4 separate regions of the Homo sapiens genome follow, and regions 1, 2 and 4 are each linked to region 3. Evidence: chromatin contacts called from ENCODE Hi-C or POLR2A ChIA-PET data. All regions are on one chromosome and are shown on one strand. Each heading gives the region's core, a stretch centred on a gene start or an enhancer-like site at or near the end of the contact. The rest is flanking DNA. Distances are from core to core; before and after follow the strand shown. Region 1 holds the start of TBRG4 (transforming growth factor beta regulator 4). Region 2 holds the start of FIGNL1 (fidgetin like 1). Region 3 has its middle 14 kb from the start of LINC02902. Region 4 holds the start of VWC2 (von Willebrand factor C domain containing 2).

The links. A loop is a pair of places that touch in the nucleus more often than their neighbours do. ChIA-PET counts read pairs that join two places held with the same protein, here RNA polymerase II (POLR2A). Pooled maps may share reads with other maps.
Region 1: a pooled map shows a loop between it and region 3 (8-fold over the local background). The contact joins the promoter of TBRG4 here to the enhancer-like site in region 3. A Hi-C loop is called at or near these places in 2 of 50 pooled maps.
Region 2: a map with no recorded cell type shows a loop between it and region 3 (9-fold over the local background). The contact joins the promoter of FIGNL1 here to the enhancer-like site in region 3. A Hi-C loop is called at or near these places in 1 of 37 single-sample maps with no recorded cell type and 2 of 50 pooled maps. POLR2A ChIA-PET finds 5 or more read pairs at or near these places in 1 of 52 experiments (HEK293T).
Region 4: a loop to region 3 is called in a pooled map, with 5 times the contacts of the local background. The contact joins the promoter of VWC2 here to the enhancer-like site in region 3. A Hi-C loop is called at or near these places in 2 of 37 single-sample maps with no recorded cell type and 2 of 50 pooled maps.

Annotation. Positions count from the first base shown.
Region 1 is chr7:45,110,274-45,113,020 of GRCh38, reverse strand. It overlaps TBRG4 (transforming growth factor beta regulator 4), which reads left to right and starts at 1,324. Exons shown (of 11, transcript NM_004749.4): 1 at 1,324-1,378. RefSeq lists enhancers at 797-1,552, 916-1,625.
Region 2 is chr7:50,449,026-50,451,725 of GRCh38, reverse strand. FIGNL1 (fidgetin like 1) reads left to right here and starts at 1,376. Exons shown (of 4, transcript NM_001287492.4): 1 at 1,376-1,425; 2 at 2,003-2,608. RefSeq lists silencers at 1,230-1,419, 1,561-1,855.
Region 3 is chr7:47,668,222-47,670,921 of GRCh38, reverse strand. No RefSeq gene overlaps it. Among named protein-coding and RNA genes, the nearest start is that of LINC02902, 14 kb to the right of the region's middle. Within about 2 kb of position 1,286, at least 19 of the 41 ENCODE cell types and tissues checked have a DNase peak (open chromatin) inside an H3K27ac peak, as active enhancers do.
Region 4 is chr7:49,772,154-49,774,998 of GRCh38, reverse strand. It overlaps VWC2 (von Willebrand factor C domain containing 2), which reads right to left and starts at 1,361. Exons shown (of 4, transcript NM_198570.5): 1 at 886-1,361.

The sequences.
Region 1 (2,747 bases), core at 75-2,574, 2.6 Mb after region 3:
ACTCTTGGCCTCAAGTGATCCTCCCACCTCAGCCAGCTTGACCAAGAGATTTTTTAATTTGCAACTGGTTAAAAGAGTGAGGCTCTGTGTAAAATTTGGAGTCAGCAGAAAAGAATGTTTAAGATAGTATGCCAGAATCAGCCACAATACACTGGGTCAAAAAAGACCTCTTCAGCAAGATTGATGGTCTGCAAGCTTGACTTAACCCTTGCCTTGCACGGCCTTAGGTCTTGTTTATAATTTGGTATCTTACTACCACAAAGTCTGTTAGTCTTATGATCTCTACTTTAACAAGGGGTGTTCAACCTCCCTTTCCAGAATGGCTGGGAACTCAGTTTTTAAGGTTTCTCTGGGGTCTCCTTGGCTAAGAGGAGGTCCGTTCAGTGCTTGGGGGGCTTACAATTTTATTTTTAGTTTACAAACACAAACAAACGTAATTATTTATTTTTATGTTTTTTGTTTTGTTTTTTGCGACAGAGTCTTGCTCTGTCAACCAGGCTGAGTGCAGTGGCAAGATCGCTGCTCACTGCAACCTCCACCTCCCGGATTCAAGCGATTCTCATGCCTCAGCCTCCCTAGTAGCTGGGACTACAGGTGCGCCCTACCACGCCCGGCTAATTTTTTTGTATTTTTAGTAGAGACGGGGTTTCGCCATGTTGGCCAAGCTGGTCTCGAACTCCTGAACTCAAGTGATCCGCCCACCGAGGCCTGGGATTACAGGCGTGAGCCACCGTGCGTAGCCAAGTAATTATTAACTCCACAGAAAATAAAAGGCTGTGCAGGAAGTAAAAATTAATCAAGTCCATATATAGACCTCAGATACATTTCGTTTGGGCTATCCTGCACTTTACTTTGTAATTAAACACCACTATTTAAAAATCAGGAAAATTGCACATAAAAATCCAGCTGCAAGTGGGCGCTCTGGAGTTCCCCAGTCTCCACTCACTCGTCCTCCCAGCCCCCACAGGCCTCAACGTCGCCTATCCCACTCCACCAGCCCAGTCTTCCACCGCCCTAGGAACTCTCCTACGCCTACGCAAGCAGGGAGGGATAGGGTGACAGCACCGACAACAAAGGGTCGTCTCCCGCACTCCGTATGAGGATGGCGTACTGGTCGGGGGGCAACCGAAGCCTTTCTTCCTAGGTTCTTTATCTTTTCTAAGTTTCCCATGACCTATCGCTCCGCTTGAGCCCTCAGCAAAGATGTCACCCGCCGAAAGGTGTGGCCGGAAGCTGGAGGCGTGGCTTCCGGACGTGCGGGGCGAGGCTCGTCTCGTTTCCGCCGGCGCTCCGAGTGACGTAGGGAAGCGCGCCGCGCACCTCATGGTTCCGGGGACAGTTAGGGCGGCGGATGGAGGTCAGCGGTGGTGCTCGCTGCGTAGGTCTTGTGGCACGGGGAGAAGGGGCGGCTGATCGTGGGTTTCGAGTGCACAACACAGGCGTGGCTGGGAAGGTCCTGGGATGCGGTGGAACTGGGGAGCAGGCTGGGACGCGGTGGGATGCCGTGGGCCTGGCCGTCTGCTCGTTCCGTGCTGGCTTGCCAGTGCGCACGCTTCCTCTCTAGCCCGCGCGGCCAGGCCTGGAAGACGCCGCCCCTGTTGACCGTCCATGACCCCAGCGAGCCAGTTTTCGTGACTTAGTGCAAGTTGTTTTCTCTCTGCATTTTAGAACTAAAGTTTTGGATTGCTGTTTGCCTAAACTCAAGTCTGGCTCCTGGGCTTCCGTTTACTCGGCTAAACTGCTCTTAGGGCTCTTAAAAAATTGGAAAGGCGGCCGGGCGCGGTGGCTCACTCCGGTAATCCCAGCACTTTGGGAGGCCGAGACGGGTGGATCACTTGAGGTCATGGTGAAACCCTGTCTCTACTAAAAATACAAAAATTAGCCAGGTGTGGTGGCGCGGGCCTGTAGTCCCAGCTATTTGGGAGGCTGAGGCAGGAGAATCGCTTGAATCCGGGAGGCTGAGGTTGCAGTGACTCGAGATCGCAGCATTGCACTCCAGTCTGGGCGACAGAGCGAGACTCCGTCTCAAAAAAATAAGTCGGAAAGATTTCTACACTGTGCTTAGGCTCAGGAAGTGGTAGATGTTGCGTTTGGGCAAATACTCCGACTCTCTGATCTCTCTCTCTTTTTTTTTTTCTTTAAGTGGAGTTAGACTAAGCTTTTTACAGCTGCTTTAATCCCCTCATATAAAAAGAAAATGTGCTGGCCATATACCAAGTTCCAGGAAGTGGAGAAAGATCAAACGTACATTCTGCTTTGGCAGAAATGAGGCCTAGGTGAACGTTTTATCTTGCCCTTGTCGCATGTCTTCCCTGGATCATGTAATCACCGTAGGGAGCTAGACTAGCTGATAGAATTTTTTTTCTTTTTTTTTTTTTTTGTGACAGAGTCTCGCTCTGCCACCCAGGCTGGAGTGCAGTGGCGCGATCTCGGCTCACTTCAAGCTCTGCCTCACCCTCCCTAGTAGCTGGGACTACAGGTGCCCGCCACCACGCCCGGCTAATTTTTTTGTATTTTTAGTAGAGACGGTGTTTCACCGTGTTAGCCAGGATGGTCTCGATCTCCTGACCTCGTGATCTGCCCGCCTCAGCCTCCCAAAGTACTGGGATTACAGGCGTGAGCCACTGCGCCTGGCCGATAGAATTGTTAAAAGCAACATCAAGGCTATATGTAACACATTGCTGGAGATGGCAACATTGAGTTTGGCCTTGGAAGGATGAGATGTATTTTAAAGGGTCTTATAGGGG
Region 2 (2,700 bases), core at 127-2,626, 2.8 Mb before region 3:
TTTAAATCTTATGTTTAAACATCATGTGCTGCTAGTTGCTAGTCATTTTCTCTATCCCCTGCCCCAGACCCTCTCTTTCTCAGGAAAGGATATCCAGGGATCCGGGTCCCAGTTAGTCAAGGAGATATAAGAGGAAGGCTATGAGGCTTTCTGGGAAACATTTTCTTTTTCCAAGAGAGAAGTGTTCAGAGGGAAAAGGTCCTTTCTCAGTTTGGCTCCCTCTTTGTGTTTTAGATCTGGTCATGTGAGGCTGCCTGGCTTGGATTGTGAGGGCATCTCTCGACAATGAAGTGACAAGCCTGGGGAGGAAAATCCACAGGCGAGAAGGTGGCAGAATGGAGAGATGGTCCTTCATGACTTCTTTGAGTCACCAGGTCCAGATTTCCCGCCAACCTCCAGTCTTCTTGTTATGTGATCTGATATCATTATTTACTGCAGAGGCCACTGAGTGGATGCTCTTACTTGTGTCTGAAAATCCAATTCACTAAATTAATCAAAATACGGCACTCTTCTTTTGAAACCTTGCTCCAGAACAAAGTGGAAGGTAATGATGGGGTGCTTTTCAAAGTTCCAGGGAGGTGTCCCTACACAGCAGACAGCTGTCCAAAGGAATGTAGATGTTGGCTGCGGGGAGATCTGAGTTGCCAGACTCAGTCAGAACAGGTGTCCTCTCCCTTATTTTATCTTAAACATGCATGTCATTTTTGCATGCTACTCTATGCGGTTCTTTCAGCCAGGGAACATTGCTGAGCACCCGCTCACGTGCTGTATGGAGCGCAGACTGCAGGGTGCGAGGGGCGGAGGTGATGTGCTAGGCCTGAATTCAAGAGGGGGCGCAGCCACAGGCCCCGCGATGCCGGGGTGGCCTCTTGTAACGACGTTTTAACCGCTGACCTAAGTGGATCCGCTCCTCTCCCGCCGCCCGCTCCCTGCCTGCAGCACAGGATGGCGGCTGGCTTTCCCGAGTGGGCGCAGGTGAGCCACGCTTGCTCTCCCGGGTGGGCGCAGGTGAGCCATTGTTTGCTCTCCCGGGTGGGCGCAGGAGAGCCACGCTTTGCTCTCCCAGGTGAGCCGCCGCTCGCTGTCCCGGTGAGGGGAAGTGAGCCACGCTCTATGGGAATCCTTCGAATCTTCATTCAATTTCCATCGCCTCCTTGTATTTATTTGGGAGTACTTTTAAAAATGAAGCCTATGCACAATGATGTAATAAGCGTTTATAGAACACCACTGGTCGGAGCTAGGGCCTAGGTGGCGGTGCCCGGGCCCAGGTGCCGCGCCCACGCCCCGCGCGCCGAACGCACGCACGCACGCACTCACGCACTCACGCACGCACGTACGGCGCGAGTCCGAGGGCGACAGCAGCGCGCAGGCGCACGTCAGTCCCCGCGCTTTTCGGAGGCTGCCAGCGTCCCACACCAGCCGCAGGTAGGATGCGGTGACGGGAGGCGGGGCAGGGGCGCTGCTGACCCCTGTGGAGCATCAGGGTTGGGGCGTAGGGGAGAGGCGGGCGTGTGCCTCTGGAATGCTGGGGGTCGCGGGGCGGTGACTTCGCGGGAGGCCGTGGGAGGCGGGAGCCAGGCAGTGGCTGTGCCCTTTTGCTTCTGTCTTAGCGGGAGGGTGGCTGACCCGCTAGCCCAGAACCAGACTCATCCAGGATTAGGAAGCTGGGGCCCGGCGTGGACGGCAGGCTCGGGGCCAGGTCTGCGGGCGGCTTCCTTTGGCAGAGCCTGTCCGGGGGCGGGGCCGCTTACCGCAGGCATTTACTGGGCCCAGCGGGGCTCTGGGCGCCCACAGCGGGGGTCAGTCAGTTCCCCTGTGACCCAGGCAAGCTCTTAATCTCTGTGATGAGAAAGAAGGGCTCATACCTTTCAGGGGTCATCGTGAGGAATCAGAAGAAGCAGTATTTTATAGAGTATTTTCTAAGTGCTGAGTCCTCTGTCTAGTGCTTTGCAGAATTAAAATACCTTGTCAGCTCAGTGATGTTGCTGCGCTTCTTTTATAGGTGAAAACCGGCAGAAAGACATTAAGAGATTTTCCTGCAGTCACTGCTGGCAGATGATAGAGCCAGGATTTGAAAGCAGGCAGCCTGGCTCCAGACCCTGTGCTCTTAACTCCCGTTTTGCATCAAGAACAGAATCCTATGAAAGGCTTGCACAGTGCTTGGTACTGAGTAGGCACTCCGTCAGTATTTTAGTAGCTATTATTCCAAAGGACACTGTATTCTAGGTACTAAGACAATGTGAATGGAATGGAAAACAATTCCTCCCTGCAGAAGCCAACTGTCTAGGAAGACAGATAATGACATTATTAAAATAATCAGAACATTGGCAAAATAAAGAAGATTGAAATGCAGTTCATATGACAGTGCTAATTAATCATACTTTTTAGATCTAGGAAAGGCCATAAAGGTTAAATTGACTTGGAAATGGTAAACAAGACAATGGTTGTGTCACTGATCGGTGATGGCCAGTTTTTGGTTATCCTTATTTGCCATTTAAATGATTGAATTGAAAGGAAGAAGTAAGACTTGGAAGATGAATATTGAAGGAAAGGTGAAGATGGAAAAGAGAAGGGGGTTTATTCTGAGAACAGTGACTAGAACTCTGAGGTATGGTAGAAATTTCAGGATAACAGATGATAAAGGGGAATGAAGCCATGGAGAGGAAGAGAATGATAATATTAATTGTGAAAGTTTGTGTC
Region 3 (2,700 bases), core at 37-2,536:
TCAAGGTCAGCAGAGTCTCGCTGCAGGTGTCATCTGTGGGGAGCGAAGGCGTCTGGACCCAGCTGTGAATCCTGCTCAGTGCCCGCCTGGGCTGTACCTGCTTTGCAAACTGGCGCTCTCATATGCATGTTAACAAGCACACTGGGGCCCTCCCTGTTTTTACATATTTGTTTTTTTGTTTGTTTTGTTTTTTGGTTTTTTTTTTTTTTTTTTTTGAGGTAGAGTCTCACTCTGTCACCCAAGGTGGAGTGCAGTAGCGCGATCTCAGCTCACTGCAACCTCCACCTCCTGGGTTTAAGCATTTTCCCCTGCCTTGTGCCTCCCGAGTAGCTGGGATTACAGGCATGAACCACCACACCTGGCTAATTTTTTTGTATTTTTAGTAGGGACGGGGTTTCACCATGTTGGCCAGGCTGGTCTCAAACTCCTGACCTCAGGCAATCCACCTGCCTCGGCCTCCCAAAGTGCTGGGATTACAGGTGTGAGCCACCACACCCAGTCTTGTTTTTACATATTAAAAATACCCAATCTGGGCCTGGCCTGGTGTAAAAAAAAAAAAAAAAAAAAAAAAAGGATCTTTCCTGAGAACTTGTATTACTTCAGTATCACCCAGTCTCTGCCCACAGCCTCAGGGGAGAAGCTTTGAGCACAGGTTTTACAGAGCGTGAGAGACCCTTGGGCCTGGGAGAGCCTTGGGAAAGGAACATAAACTTGAAGGGAAAAAAGCAAGGCTCAGAAGTCAACACAAAGTGTGATAGCATTTCTAGAAAGTCCCACATAAGCCTGACTAAGCAATTTATTGTTTGGGGATACACGCATGTTACAACTTTTTTTTTTTTTTGAGAAAAGATCTCACTTTGTTGCCCAGGCTGGAGTACAGTGGCGAGATCATGGCTCACTGTAATCGCAACCTCCCGGACTTGAGCCGTCCTCCCACCTCAGCTTCCCCAGTAGCTGAGACCACAGGCATGCACCACCGTGGCCGGCTAATTGTTTTATTTTTATCTTTTAGTAGAGACAGGGTCTCTCTATGTTGCCCAGGCTGGTCTCAAACTCCTGGGCTCAAGCAGTCCTCCCTCGTTGGCCTTTCAAAGTGCTGAGATGACAGGTGTGAGCCACCGAGCCCGGCCAACAAGTTTTTTTAAGTGAAGGAAAACGAAAAACAAATTTCAGATTGGGGAACAGCTAGAGGCAGCCACAGGAACAACTTGCAGTGGGTGTTGGGCAGCAGGCTGAGTCACTCCCTGGCTCCACTGGGCTGTGTCATGTGCACACGCTTCATGTATGCCTTAAGTGACGTTCAAAAGAACACAATGCCACATGAAGCCTAACTCAGCAAGCCCTTTCTGTAAGAGGAGAAATAACTACCCCTGCTCTTGCCCACTTTCTTTCAACAGGGGCCAGCATCACCTGCTCCCCTCCCCCATCTCTATGTTCCATCTCTGGCAGCCTCTGCACAAAGGTGTCCTCCAGGAGGCCAGGTGGGCACCAAGGTTCTTGAAAAGAAAGGAAAGGGAAGCGCAGTGTTCCACAGCTGGTTCCCAAGAAAACAGCAAAACAACTGCGCACTCATTCTGAAGGACGGCAGACAAGACGGTTCCTCAACACATGAACTGGTTTTTCTTGATGAGTGATGGGTTTTTGACCCATTCCTGCTGCCCCTTCTGGGAAAACTGGGCAGCCCCAGGCTGTGTCAATGTCACCAGCTGAATTGTGTTACCCAAAATTCCAAGACTGAAGTCCTAACCAGAATCTCAGGATGTGACCTTCTTTGGAGATAGGGCCTTTACCAGGAAATTAAGGTAAAATGAGGCATTACGGTGGGCCTTAATCCAATGACTGGTGTCCTTATAACAAGAGGAGATTGGGACACAGGCTTACACACACATCCTTAGGGAAGAGGGAGGAGACAGCTATCTACCATCCGAGGAGAGATGCCTCAGGAGAAACCAAACCTGCCAACACCTTAGTCTCTGCCTTGCTGCCTCCAGGACTGCGAGGAAATTCATTTCTGAGGGTTCAGCCACCCAGCCTGCAGCACCTGCTATGACATCCTCGGAAAATGAAGACTGTGTGCCCTTTTTTCTACCTCCTGTGGTTCGAGGGCAGACCCAAGCCCGGGATAAAGCACGCTAGGTTTGGAATTCACTCCCACACTCCTTAAGATAGTTCCTACATAACCTTTGCTGAATTCCTCTAGCTTTCCATGCCTCTGTTTTCTCACTGGTAAAGTTGGGATCCTACGGCCTTCATCATGAAAGCTGTTAAGAAGATTGAGTTCATGTGAAGTTTAGAACAATGCCTGATACAGAGAAGCACTCAATAATGATGTTGGCTCCTACTACTATTTTTATTAGGAGACTTTTATTCATTAAGCAAGTATTTATTGAGCATCTGCTATGCCCTAGGGACAAACAGACCTAGATGACACTCATCTGGTTTAGTTGAATGGACCTAGCTGCAGGTACTACTTGGCCTGGAGGGGATCCGTCGGTATCCTCTTGGCTCCAGGAGCATCTCCTATTGCTGCACCCCAAGGGCCTGAATTGTTGCTGGTGTACATTAGGCACTCAACAACTGCACAGTGAAACAAAGCCAGAAGGCTGACCCCCATTGGCTCAGTCCAGCCCTTTCCTTGCTACTGCTCAGATAGAGCTTGGAGCCTCCCTCTTGCGCAGCTGGGCAAGGCCAGGGCAGCTC
Region 4 (2,845 bases), core at 112-2,611, 2.1 Mb before region 3:
ATTCAGGCACCCAGGGTGTCCCTCCCTAGGTCCTGGCCACATTTCCCGAAGGTTATTAAATGGAGAATTCAGCAGTGGAGTTAGAGACGGACGAATGTACAGGAAGATAAGAGGGAAACTCTTCCTCATTTGCTTTAGGGGGTTGTGCTGGGAAAATGCGGGGAGGTTAAACAAAGCTTCTCCTAGGACTCCACGATTCATTTCTAACAACTTCTTAAAAGACTCCCGTCTCGGGAGCAGACGCCCCCTCCCCGCTCTCTAAGCCCCGCTGCATGAAAGGATGCCCTCGGCCCCTTGCCAGAGGGCCGGGTCGGGGATTCCCGGGGCTTCAGCTCCTCTGCCGGCCCGCCCCTCCGAGCCTTGGGAGCCAGGTCGCCGGCCGCAGCGCTCAGTCTTGTAGTGTCCTGGCTGCGGAGCAGAAGCGCCCGGGCAGCACCAAGGTGTGCAGTGCGGGAGGCTGGGGCCCCAGGGCGCAGAGTGGGCGCGAGACCCTCCTACTCGCTGGATCCCGGCCAGCCTTTCTGGATTCCAAAGTTTCTGCCGCCCAAAGGGGCTGGGAGAGCCCGAGACGCCGCAGGACACCGGCAATCCAGCCTCTCTCCGCCTCACTCCCCGAACGCCCCCACTCTGCGCACTCCGGTGCGTCTGTCCCCTCCCCCTCAGCCCTCCTCCCTGAGGGCTCCGGACGTGCCCGGCCCTGCTGACCCCCTGCCCGGTCCCTGCCGACCTCAACACTGGGCGAAGCGCCCATATTCACAAACTTGGGCGGGGGAGGGGGTTCCTCCGGAGCAGCTGAGCGGCTGAACCCAGCTGGAGCGCGTCCGGCCGCGCGGGGACACCCAGCATGCACCCTCAGCCCTGAAGACCGGCGCCAAACCTACATACATGAGCGCAGGGCGCGGGCCGGACGCCGGGCTCGCAGCGGGCGCAGGGGTAGCAGCGGCGGGCGCGGGCCCGGGTTGCCAGCGCCCATCCTGGGCCGGCCGGCGACCCGCGTGGGGCGGACCACTAACAGCCCAGCCCCACCTGCGCGCTCCGCCTGGCGCGCACACCGGGCTAGGGCGTCTCTGGGGAGTCGCTCATCGCGCTGTCAGCTGCCGGTAGTCGCGGCCCCAACTCGCGTCAGTGCCCGCGTCGCCCTCAGTCGCTCATCCTCCGGCCTCGTCCCCGCTTCTCCGAGACCAAGCGCGCCCCGGGGGCCACCCTGGCGCCGCCTCGCTCCTCTCCGCGGAGGGGTTCGGGGAGCTCTCCAGACCCGGCAGCCGGAATGTCTGGGCAGCCGTGGCGCGTCGGAGGGAAAAGAGAAGCCCGGAGCGCGGCCGGCGCGCGAGTGGCACCGAGGCCAGCATGGGAGCTAGCGCGCCCGCCTCCCGCCTCCCCCTGCCGCAGCCGCCTCCGCCCGGCTCCCGTTCCGCTCCCTCCTCTGCTGCCCCCGCTCTGGAGGCCCCGCCTTGGCCCGCGCTGCCCCGGGGGAGGCCCTCGCGCTGCCCCCGGAGAGGCCCTACCGCCGCACCCGCTCCCTTTGCTGCGCCGGACCAACCTGTCACTCGTCCGCGCGGCCGCGTCCCCACCTCCGCAGCCGGCCGCAGACCCTGCCAGGGCTGCCATTCTCCAGTCGAGTCATTCACTTTGCGCTGGACCTTTCATCTTGGCTTTTCTCTTTTCTTTAATTTCTTCCTTCCTAATTGGCCCCCTCTGGCTTTCCTCTTTGTGGACAGCTTGTTTCAGCTACTGTGTTCAGATTGGGATTCGAAGGCCGTGTTAGTTTAGCAGACTGTTGAGACTTTCTCGTCTTTGCATTCAGAAACCCAGAGAAATAGACGTTTACGAGTAAGAAACGTAAAAATCTCAAGCGCGAACTTTCTGAATCTCTGCCAATCTCTCCCCGCTCCCATCTTCCTCTTTCTGCCTGCTCTCTCTTCTACTACAAATAGAAACCTGTTTCCTAACTTTGCTAGAATCCTCAACTGTTAAGCAGAGGCCCGGTTGTTTTTACTCTTTGATCTTGTGTAAACGAGAAAACGTCAATAGTACCTGTTCAAATTAATCCCCGAAATTGAATTTTCATGGAAATGGCCCATGGCAGTGGTTCCCACTCACGGCATTTTAGAATCCCTGAAAGTGCTCGGACGGTAAACAGATAAGCTTCCCTGCAAGGTCAGGCGCTCTGGCTGGTGGGAACTGGGGAGGCTGGTTTGGGACACAGTTATGTCTATCTTTTAATAGTATAGACAAACAAATCTTAGCTGAGGTGCTAGGGAGCCCTCCTTGAAAGCCTGAGAAGGCTGCCCCTCCACCCCCTCCAACACATACACAACCAACAGGGCTGGATGGAGGATTTCTTTCTCTCTCTCTCTCTCTTTTTTTTTTTTTTCAGACGGAGTCTCGCTCTGTGGCCTAGCCTGGAGCGCAGTGGCGCGATCTCCACTTACTGCAAGCTCGATTCCCGGGTTCATGCCTTTCTGCCGCCTCAGCCTCCTGAGTAGCTGGGACTACAGTCGTCCGCCATCACCCCCAGCTAATTTTGTTTTTGTATTTTTAGTGAGACGGGGTTTCACCATGTTGGACATGATGGTCTCGATCTCCGGACCTCGTGATCCTCCTGCCTCGGTCTCCCAAAATGCTGGTGAGCCACCGCGCCTGGCCTGGATGGAGGATTTCTATGTACAGGATGATTTGAGCCCTTCTGCTGTTTCAGTTCTCACTCTCATTTTTCCTTTTTTTTTTTTTTTTAATGTTTTAGAGACACGATCTCACTTTGTCACCCAGGCTTCAGTGCAGTGGCATGATCACGGCCCACTGCAGCCTCAAACTCCTGCCTCAGACTCCGGAGGAGCTGGGTGTA